Regions from separate parts of the Homo sapiens genome. Here all the other regions are linked to region 3. A link is a contact called in ENCODE Hi-C or POLR2A ChIA-PET data. All regions are on one chromosome and are shown on one strand. Each heading gives the region's core, a stretch centred on a gene start or an enhancer-like site at or near the end of the contact. The rest is flanking DNA. Distances are from core to core; before and after follow the strand shown.

The links. A loop is a pair of places that touch in the nucleus more often than their neighbours do. ChIA-PET counts read pairs that join two places held with the same protein, here RNA polymerase II (POLR2A). Pooled maps may share reads with other maps.
Region 1: a pooled map shows a loop between it and region 3 (8-fold over the local background). The contact joins the promoter of ARPC1A here to the promoter of TRIM4 in region 3. A Hi-C loop is called at or near these places in 8 of 50 pooled maps.
Region 2: a pooled map shows a loop between it and region 3 (13-fold over the local background). The contact joins the promoter of FBXO24 here to the promoter of TRIM4 in region 3. A Hi-C loop is called at or near these places in 8 of 50 pooled maps. POLR2A ChIA-PET finds 5 or more read pairs at or near these places in 2 of 52 experiments (activated B cell and activated CD4-positive, alpha-beta T cell).

Annotation. Positions count from the first base shown.
Region 1 is chr7:99,324,011-99,327,472 of GRCh38, reverse strand. ARPC1A (actin related protein 2/3 complex subunit 1A) reads right to left here and starts at 1,575. Exons shown (of 10, transcript NM_006409.4): 1 at 1,469-1,575. It overlaps LOC105375421 (a long non-coding RNA gene), which reads left to right and starts at 1,665. Exons shown (of 4, transcript XR_927798.3): 1 at 1,665-1,959. RefSeq lists a silencer at 1,295-1,474 and an enhancer at 1,450-2,009.
Region 2 is chr7:100,584,224-100,587,577 of GRCh38, reverse strand. FBXO24 (F-box protein 24) reads right to left here and starts at 1,250. Exons shown (of 10, transcript NM_033506.3): 1 at 914-1,250. The coding sequence starts at 952. It overlaps LRCH4 (leucine rich repeats and calponin homology domain containing 4), which reads left to right and starts at 1,449. Exons shown (of 18, transcript NM_002319.5): 1 at 1,449-1,697. The coding sequence starts at 1,478. RefSeq lists silencers at 572-691, 1,452-1,881, 1,922-1,971 and enhancers at 2,113-2,626, 2,627-3,140, 3,286-3,354.
Region 3 is chr7:99,917,407-99,921,020 of GRCh38, reverse strand. It overlaps TRIM4 (tripartite motif containing 4), which reads left to right and starts at 1,491. Exons shown (of 6, transcript NM_033091.3): 1 at 1,491-2,012. The coding sequence starts at 1,620. LOC101927610 (a long non-coding RNA gene) reads right to left here and starts at 1,418. Exons shown (of 2, transcript XR_001745296.3): 1 at 1,194-1,418. RefSeq lists enhancers at 1,120-1,229, 1,470-1,549, 1,580-1,629 and a silencer at 1,760-1,919.

The DNA of each region.
Region 1 (3,462 bases), core at 326-2,825, 590 kb after region 3:
CAGGCGCAGTGGCTCATGCCTGTAGTCACAGCTACTCGGGAGGCTGAGGCAGGAGAATCGCTTGAACCCAGGAGGTGGAGGTTGCAGTGAGCCAAGATCACACCACTGCACTCCAGTCTGGGTGACAGAGTGAGACTCTATCTCCAAAAATAAGTAAATAAAAATAAATGAAAATTAGCCCAGTGTGGTGGCACACGCCTGTAGTCCCAGCTACTCAGGAGGCTGAGGTGGGAGGATCTGTTAAGCCCAGGAGGTCGAGGCTGCAGGAAAAAAAAAAAAAAGGAAGACAACAACCACAGTTACCCACTCCCTAACAGGACAAAAACACCTTCCTGACTGATGCCCCTCCTCTGTTTTTAGATACCTGAAAACCCAGGCCCTATGTGAAACCACAAGACTAGATAAAATTGAGGAGAGAGGGCAGAACTAAGATAATCTCGGCAATTTAAGCTACGAGTTGACATAGACAGAAGGTTCCAAAGCTGCAGGAGAACAGATGGCTTTATAATCAAAGATTCTAAGCTATAACTGATTAAGTGCCTATCATGTTCCCAGCAGTGTTGTAAATACCGGGATGGGGCTAGAAACATAAATAAGGCTGACACCATTCTGGTCTTCAAGTCTGGAGGGTTGGTGTTTGGGGAGAGTGGAGGAGATAGAAAAGGAAAGGAAGACGGATATGCATAGAATGCCCAGAAGCAGTAATAATAGCTAATATTTATTGATCACCTACTCTCGGCCAGGAACTATTCTAAGCAATTTATGCAAATAAGCTCACTTGATTCTTAGCAAAACGGTAAGAATCTTTTTATTGCAGATGAGGAAACAGGCGCAGAGAAGCATCTTCCCAGGATCACTCAACAAAGTGGTGGTGCCAGGACTGGCATAAAAGATTCCACTAAATGAATAAGAGCGCCGAGAAGGGTGCAATTTTGACTTGGGGGAAGGCGGTACTCATGCAGGGAAATCTTAAAAGAACTCGGGAGAAGGTTTTTCTCGAGATCGAGAAGGTTCCCCATTAACCGAAGGATTGAGGGCTGCCCTAGAGAGCAGGCAAACATCCTATGGGCGCCTACTGTATGCAGGGATCGACTCTAGACACTAAAGAGATGAATAGTCCCGCGGGTCGCTCGATTACGGGAGATCCTCCTACTTGACACAATTTTAGAGACGGTGACAAATGCCCCCAGCAGAGGTGCAAGTAGGACCCTGGGGGCGCAGAAGGGGCCGTTAATTCGGGCATCGGAGGCGGCTAGGAGCTCGAACATCCTGAGAAAAGCTGCAGGGGATCCACGGAGAAAGGGGATCCCCGCCCCCTCAGGAGGCCCCGGCAGGGAGACCCGGCCGCGCCTCAGCCTCGGGGCCCCGCGGCCTGAGCCCCCGTCTCACTGCCCCCGCGGCAAGTCCGGCGCCAGGCCTGGACAAGAGAGGCCGACAGGGTGAGACGCTCGCCCCTGCTGGCCGTTACCTGGGATCGGGGGAGTCCGGACGGGCTCGGAGCGGAGGATTCGCGGACTCTGGGCAGTCGACGCGAACAGGCTCCGTCGGGCGCGGGCGGAGGACGGAAGCCCAGAGGGAGCGGCTGACAGATCCCGGAAGTGGACACGGCGCCTGCGCGTTGCGACCGCGCGGACGGTCCGCGCATGCGCACAGCTCGGGCGCGCAGTCCGGGGTTAGGCAGGCTGCAGTGGAGGAGGGTACGCCGTTCCATTGGCGTGGTACTGTCGGCGGCCCTTCAGAGGAGATGCTGCCCCACGGAACGCCTGGCAAGTGCTGGCGAAGCGGCATGGGCGTCCCACTCCGTTCCTCAACCAATTTCCTCACAATCGCGAGCCGAAGTGTGGCGCTTTGGCAGTTTCGCAAGGTCTTTTGTCAGGAGATGAGTTACTGAGGATTGGGGGTCTTTGGAGCTCTTGGACCTGAAGAACGATTAAGTTTTTCTCCCTTCAGAGAGCCAAGGTCAGAGCCAGTCTACCTCAGCGCTGCTCCCTGCAGGGAGCCTCCGCCCCCGCCGTGCTCCCTCTGTGGAAAGCCCCTGAAGCCCCCCAGGAACTTTCTCGACCCTTCCTGGGACAGAATCCCCTGCTCCCAAGCAGTTCCCTGCTCCCAAGATGGCGCAGCAGGGATAAAAGGGTTGGGGGAACTTGGCAAGGCCCCCAATTCACAGAGGACAGAGCCTGCCCCGCAGATGCAGCCTCCAAGAAATGCCCTGATCCCCACCTGCAATCAGGCTGCTGCCCTTGAACCCTAGAAATTCTGGAGCATCCCCAGCCCCCACAGATGGGGCTAATCGAGAGCTTTTCTTTTTTCTTTTTTTTTAGACAGGTTCTCAACCTGTAGCCCAGGCTGGAGTGCAGTGGCGCGATCATAGCTAACTGCAGCCTGGAACCCCTGGGCTCAAGCGATCCTCCCGCCTCAGCCCCCCGTGGAGCTGGGACTACAAGTGCACACCACCACGCCTGGCTAATTTTTATTTTTTGGTAGAGACAGGGTCTTGCTGTGTTGCTTAGGCTGGTCTTGAACTCCTGGGCTCAAGCGATCGTCCCTCTTTGGCCTCTCAAAGCCCTCAGATTACAGGTGTGAGCCACTGTGCCTGGCTAATTTTTATATTTTTTGTAAAGATGAGGTTTTCCTATGTTGTCCAGGCTGGTCTTGAACCCCTGGGCTCAAGCAATCCTCTAGCCTCTGCTTCCCAAAGCGATGTGAGCTCCCCCCCGCCGCCGCCCAGCGCCATGCCAGGCCAACCAAGGGCTTGTCTCCTTCCCTTTGGTATTGTAAGGTGAGGTTTATGTAGGTATACTTGTCAAACTCTCAATTTCAGACCCGCTGTGATCTTTTTGAGACGGAGCCTTTCTCTGTCGCCCAAGCTGGAGTGCAGTGGCGCGATCTCGGCTCACTGTAACCTCCGCCTCCCGGGTTCAAGCGATTCTCCTGCCTCAGCCTCCCGAGTAGCTGGGACTACAGCTGCGCGCCACCATGCCCGGCTAATTTTTGTATTTTTAGTATAGACGGGGTTTTGCAATGTTGGCGACGCTGGTGTCGAACTCCTGACTTCAGGTGATCCCGCCTGCCTCAGCCTCCCAAAGTGCTAGGGTTACAGGCGTGAGCCACCATGCCCTGCCAGACCCGCTATGTTCTTTGGAGTTAGTGCAGAGTTCCCCAACTCCTTGGCTGCTGACGGGTGTTGGTCTGTTGCCTGTTAGGAACCCATTGGCACATGAGGTGAGCAGGGCGAGCCAACGAAGTGTCATCTGTATTTACAGCCGCTCCCCATCTCTGGCATTACGGCCTGAGCTCTGCCTCCTGTCCAATCAGTGGGGGCATTAGAGTCTCATAGGAAAGTGAACCCTATTGTGAACTGCATATGCGAGGGATCTAGGTTGCATGCTCATTATGAGAATCTAATGCCTGATGATCTAAAACCACCCCACCCCTCTCCCCTAGCCCCTGCCCCCTTTTCCG
Region 2 (3,354 bases), core at 1-2,500, 670 kb before region 3:
TAATGCCAGCACTTTGGGAGGCCGAGGAGGGCATATTGCCTGAGCTCCTGAGTTTGCGACCAGCCTGGGCAACACGGTGAAACCCCGTCTCTACTAAAATACAAAAAATTAGCCGGGTGTGGTGGCGGGCGCCTGTAGTCCCAGCTACTCGGGAGGCTGAGGCAGGAGAATTGCTTGAACCCGGACAGTGGAGGTTGCTGTGAGCCGAGATCGCGCCACTGCACTCCAGCCTGGGCGACTGAGCGAGACTCCATCTCAAAAAATAAAAAAATAAAAAGAGGAAGGGAACGGAAGGGAGAGGGAGGGAGGGAGGAAGAGAGGAAGGGAGTGAAAACATCCACTGTGAAAACTGAGGGAGCGGGAAAGGGCTGTGCGTGGAGGATCCAGAGACCTGGTTTCTAGAGCAAGCCAGCTGTCAGGAACTTGCTGTTCGCTCTTGCTAACGCATCAACTTCCCTCTGCCTCAGTTTCTGCATTCGTAGCACCAAGGGCGTGTTCTAGGCGGTGAGATCCTTTCTAAGCCTCTAAAACCCCGTGGTCTGGTCCCCTCTCCATTCCTGTCCAGGGGAGCTCCTCGGGTGAGACGGCAGACCGTGCAACGCTGCACCTACACCCTCCCTCCTCGAGCTGGGCATCTCCAGGCTCTGGGAAGCCCCCCGCCCGCCCCCAGCCCGGGGGTCCCGAGACCCCTGCCAGAGGCTTCACAGTCGGAGGTCCCCCCGCTGCCCCTTCAGCTGCGACAACCGCCAGTGCACTGGCCTCAAGCAGTCGCCCGAATCCCCTCAAGCCCTGGACGCCGGCTAGCCCCCTAACACGTCCAGCTCGCACTCGCCACTGCAGCGGCGAACTGCGTTCCCGGCCGGCCAGGGGCTCCGCGTTCATTCTTAACCTCAGTCTTAAAGTTCTAGCTCACCCGCCTCCTCCTTAGCAAAGGGACCGCCTTCTCGCCCATGCTATTGGTAGGTAGAGCCGTCCCTCAGAGAAGAGGCAGGTCCAGATTCCCTTCGGAGGCTCTAATTGGCCTTCTTGACAGTCACTCGCCTGTATCTGGCTTACGATTGGTCTTTGGGGGACGAGGACTAGGCACCCCCTGCTTGCGGTCCCTCGGCCCGTTTTCCTGCTAGTGGAGTGCCGGTGTCCCCTCCTCTTGGTTGGACCTGATTGGCTCCACCTCCCGATCTGAGCATTGTGATTGGGTGCAGCTGCGCTGGGCGGGACGGCCTGGAGCGTCGGCCGTTGGCGAGCGCTCTATCCTTGTTCCCCTCCCTTCTCTCGTCAGACTCCGGCGCCGGAGCTCCACCCCCACTGACGGGTTCTGATTGGCCGCTTCTGACGCGTCTCGGGGCCACGATTGGTCCGTCCGGTCCCGGACACCGCTCCCTCCCCCTTGAGGCAACTACGGCGGCTCCAAGGAGGGGGTGGGGGAAGGAGGGACGGCCGGTCCCGTCAGTCAGGCAGCGGGAGCCGCCGGGAGCGGATGGCGGCGGCCGTAGCGGCTCCACTCGCCGCCGGGGGTGAGGAGGCGGCAGCCACGACCTCCGTGCCCGGGTCTCCAGGTCTGCCGGGGAGACGCAGTGCAGAGCGGGCCCTAGAGGAGGCCGTGGCCACCGGGACCCTGAACCTGTCTAACCGGCGCTTGAAGCACTTCCCCCGGGGCGCGGCCCGTAGCTACGACCTGTCAGACATCACCCAGGCTGGTGAGTGCAGCCGGGCCCCGGGCCCAACCGGGTCCCTCATTTGCATAGCCCCACCCCGGGCCCCGCCCGGCCCGGGAGTCGGGCCCGCCCCTTCACCTGGCGGCCAGGGTTGCTGCCCCTCCTGATTGCCCTAAACCTGCAGCCATCCTCTCCCATCTTTGAGAACCCCCTAGACAATGAACGTGCTTCTCGTTTGCACAGAACGCCCTGCGCCTCCGAGCGTTGGGAGAGATTCCTCCTTTCTCTTTATTTGCATATCTGCGCACCTGTAGGATGGTCCCGCCCCTCACCTGGTTGGCTTATTTACATGATCTCTTAACCTCAGCTCCAATCGGTCTATGAAGCAGTCCCCACGAGCTCCTCTAATAACTGCTTTCTCTCCCTCTTCATCTACACCTCTTAACCCCCGTCCCACCGAGATCCGAGCAGCCCCGGGCACCCCCTTCCCAGTGACTGGCCCCTAAGCCCGAGGTTTCTGCTTTCTGTGCCGCAACCCCGCCCCCTAAGGTCCTGGCCCTCTCCACTGTCCACGCAGCTCTCCAGCCTATGGGAAAGAAACAAATCTCTACCTCCCCTCACTCTTTTCTCCCTGAGCTCTTCCGCCTATTATCCCCAACCGGCTTATCTGAGATTCCTCCTCCTCCTTCCTAAGCCTGTGAGGTCACTGTGGAGCCTGTGACCTCATAGGGATCTTAGAATTCCCATTTCAGTTTCTGCTTTCCCCCGGGGGAGGGACTTGAGGCCGTTGCTGGAGGGAAGGAAATCTTATCTCCTAGCTGGGAGTGCTGGCCAGCTAGAGACTGTCCTTCCACGCCTCCACCCGCAGGATCTGTCCAACCATGCACCCTCCACCCTGGTGTCTGTGGATGGTAGGGGGTGGGGGACTTAACTGTGACAGGTGAGTCAAGCCTCAGCTACTCAGGAGGCAGCCTATGACCTTGGGCCGGCAGCTGGGGGTGGGGATCAGGATCAGGGAGGAGGACTGCATTCCCGAAGCCTCACCCCAGCCCAGGCCTCTTCCTCCTCTCATCTGCACGGTGGGGGACCAGAGCTGGAGGATAGTGCTTACTTCTCCCTAAGCAGGTGCCTGCTCACCTGGGAACACTCAGGCCGGCACTGGCACACATCCTCTTCCCTCTTCTGGGGAGAACCAGTCGAAACCTCCCCACTGATCTCGCCTGCTCTGCAACACTTGAGATGGGGAATGAGTGAGCTCCAGGAGCCATTCCTGCCCCTTACAGCCCTGTTCCCTCCCACCCCCACCTAACCCCACACTCCAGATTGACCTCAGCAGCTGTGTGACACTCACTGTCTGTTCCCTTCCCCTCCCCCTTGGTTGTTTTTTGACAAAGACCAAATGTTATTCTTTACTTCCTTAGGCTGTCTCTCCCTGTGTGGACTCTTGGGGAAAACTACCCGGAGCTCCCCGGCCCCTCCCAGCTCCCGCCCCCGGCCCCCTCCTCCCCCAGCATTCCGGCTCAGGGTGCAGCCGTGCTCCTGTGAGCTTGGGGGGGGGTCGGAAATCCCAGCTTCCCAAGAACCCTCCTCTGCCCCACTCTCTACACAGGGCCCAGGTTCTAGGCCAAGTGGGGTCCCTCTTGTCCAGAATTCTCTCCTCTGTCCCCTCTCCGCAAGCAGGGACAGAAAGGGGAAGTGA
Region 3 (3,614 bases), core at 242-2,741:
TTTTAAGGGATTTACCTGAAAAGATTTAAATGACTACTGTAAGGGGAATAAATACTTTGCAGGAATGCTGAAACTTCTCATTCAATACTTAGGTAAACATATAGACACACAGATGCCATAAACACTCATGGTAAACATCAGTAACTGTTAAGAGCATTCCTTCCTGCTTGGTCCCTATTAAAGAACCAGATCCCTTCTCCATAGAGTATTCCAATTTGCAAAGAAAATCCATTCATTAGTTGTCCAATTTAAATGTTTTAGAAATATTCAGTGGAACTTTCATCAATAACCCCCAAACAGATACCTCAAGAACCCCTTTTTCTAATCATTTAATCATACTACTTACTGAGAAAAATTATTATAGGAAAGGCAGTATTTGATATTGGGACATAAAAAGAATGAAAAATCTGTTAAATAAGCAAAAGCCCATTAGCCTGAGGCTGTCTTGGTACTTGAGTTCCCATATAACAAAATACAACCTGACTTAGTATGTAAACGAACTGAAGCCTAACTTACTTTATTTTTTATAACAGCTGGGTTTCAGCCAATCACGGCCGAGCTTCAGCAAATAACAGACAGCCAACTGATCAGACCATGCCCCAATAAGGCAAATGCCTCATCATATCATTGTCAAATAAGGCAGACACCTAGATGTTAGCTAATGAGGTGATTTCTCTACTTTGCTTCCTATAAAAGCTAGCAGGTCATACTGCTGGACAGAGCTCTCTGAACCTCTTTTGGTTCTGAGTGCTGCCCAATTCATGAACTGTTCTTTGTGCAAATAGCTTCTATTAAATTTGTCAGTCCAGAGTTTTTTTTGTTTTAAACAAATATTCACAAGAAAAGGAAGAAAGTGGGAAGAATAAAAAGCAAAGCACCTCAGAAACACAAGATCGAAAATCCACTTAAGGGATATAGATAATTCCCTGAAACAGGTGAGCATATTATTTGTTGAAAGCCTCCATGGATGTTCTTTGGGATAGCAAAATGGTTGCTACTTTTCAAATTGGATACCAAAAAGGCAATGTATCTGCATCTCAGAATCCAAATCATCCCCACGTTAGCCAAACTCCAGGCCTACCAACACAGATCCTTCAAGTCTTCCTGGCCTTCCAGGCCCCTAGGCTGCAGCTCGCCCAGAACTCCTGGGACTCTAAAACTTAAATCGGTCTAACCAGCAGGCGAACACAGACCTGAACCCTCAAACTTGGAAAGAAAGATCATAGGCACCTCCCCGGTTGGCTCCCCCAGGGACCACAACGTCCGGCTCTAACGCCTTGCCCAAGTCCTCTGTAGCTTTCCACAGGCATTTCTGGGTCTCTATAGCTGTTTGGAGGAGCCACTCACCGGTCCCGTCCTGCCCCGCGCCTAGGCCTGAACCAACCCCCTCGCGGTTCCGGCGCGGATACCCAGCAGCTTCCGGTCTTGCGCGCTCAGGCCGGGCAACGTCCGTGCGTTCTTTTTGGGTCCTGAACCCCGGAAGAGAAACTGCGTTGTACCCTTTTACGTGAGGCGGTGACGGCGGTTCGGAAGTCGTCTGGCCTCCCCGCGGCCGCTCGCAGCTTGCTGGCCTCTCCCGCGCCTCACGTCGGACTCCGTCTCCGCGGCAGGGAAGCAGCATGGAAGCTGAGGACATCCAGGAGGAGTTGACCTGCCCCATCTGCCTGGACTATTTCCAGGACCCGGTGTCCATCGAGTGCGGCCACAACTTCTGCCGCGGCTGCCTGCACCGCAACTGGGCGCCGGGCGGCGGCCCGTTCCCCTGCCCCGAATGTCGGCACCCATCGGCGCCCGCCGCGCTGCGACCCAACTGGGCCCTGGCCAGGCTGACTGAGAAGACGCAGCGCCGGCGCCTGGGCCCCGTGCCCCCGGGCCTGTGCGGCCGCCACTGGGAGCCGCTGCGGCTCTTCTGCGAGGACGACCAGCGGCCAGTGTGCCTGGTGTGCAGGGAGTCCCAGGAGCACCAGACTCACGCCATGGCACCCATCGACGAGGCCTTCGAGAGCTACCGGGTGAGCTGGCCGTCGCGGTGACTATGACGGGGCTGTCAGTGTTGCCCGATAAAGTTTACTTAATGCTCCTAAAAGAGCCACGAAGTGGCTGTCATTCCTACTGGAAGCATGAAAAGCCCCTGAAACTCAAAGAAGTTAAGCAAAACACGAATTTCAGAGCTAGGGTTAAAACTGGAATGAGAGGAGGGGAGGTGCAAACCTCAGCAATCATTGTGCAGAATTTTCAATAAACTGGCCCTTGGGGAGCTCATAATAAAGAAAAACATACTGAGAGGGTGTGTGCCGCTGCTGTCCAATAGAAACCACATATGTAATTTAAAATCTTTCTGGTAAGATAAGGAAACGAGGTGACGTTAATTGTAATAATATATTTTATTTAATCTGATTACCCCAAATATTCAAAGCTGAGATGAAAATTATCAATGAGATTTTTTTTTTTTTTCTGAGATGGAGTCTCACTTTATTGCCCAGGCTGGAGCACAGTGGCGTGATCTTGGCTCACTGCAACCTCCTCCTCCGGGGTTCAAGCAGTTCTCCTGCCTCAGCCTCCCGAGTAGCTGGGATTACAGGCACACGCCACCACACCCGGTTAATTTTTGTTTTTTAGTATAGAGGGGTTTCACCATCTTGGCCAGGCTGGTCTCGAACTGCTGACCTCAAGTGATCTGCCCCGCTTGGCCTCCCATAGTGCTGGGATTAAGGTGTGAGTCACCACGCCCGGCCTCAATGAGATATTTTATACTCCTTTTTCATAATAGGTCTGAAATTGGTGTGTATTTTACATTTACAACACATAGCAGTTTGGAATATCCACGTTTCAGGTGCTTGTATGGCTAAATGGATACTGTATTGGACAGTGCCTGTCTGTATCTGTAAATGTCATAGACAGCTGATGATTTGGGAAAAGCCTAGCTTGTAATGATGAGGCTGGGTTTTGTTACTAGCTTCCTTCATCAGTTGGGAAAATCCTGTAACATTTGAATTTGGGGATTATCTGTCCTATCTCATGGGTTAAGAAGCTCCGGTTGAATAAATCACTTTACCTTACTCTGCTTCAGCCATACTGGCTTTCTTGCTTTTGTTTCAAGTCTGTTCTCTTTCTCTACCCACATCTATCCTTTAGATCCTTTTAGCTTTTAGCTTGAAGACCTTCCCTGATCATCCTTTCCAGAGTAGCCCCACCCCCTCCCATTACTGATGGTGTAACTCCAGTGGTCTCCAGCAGAATTGATATGCAGTAAGTACATGAACACATGAATTTATTTATTTATTTTATTATTATTGTTTTTGAGATGGAGTTTCGCTCTTGTTGCCCAGGCTGGAATGCAGTGGTGAGATCTCAACTCACTGCAACCTCCACCTCCCGGGTTCAAGTGATTCTCCTGCCTCAGCTTACCGAGTAGCTGGGATTACAGGCACCTGCCAGCATGCCCAGCTAATTTTGTATTTTTAGTGAAGACAGGGTTTCACTATGTTGGTCAGGCTGGTCTCGAACTCCTGACCTCAGGTGATCCACCCACCTTGGCCTCCCAAAGTGCTGGGATTACAGGCGTGAGCAAGCTTTCCTGGCCAAACACATGAATTTAATGACACAGTGAAAAT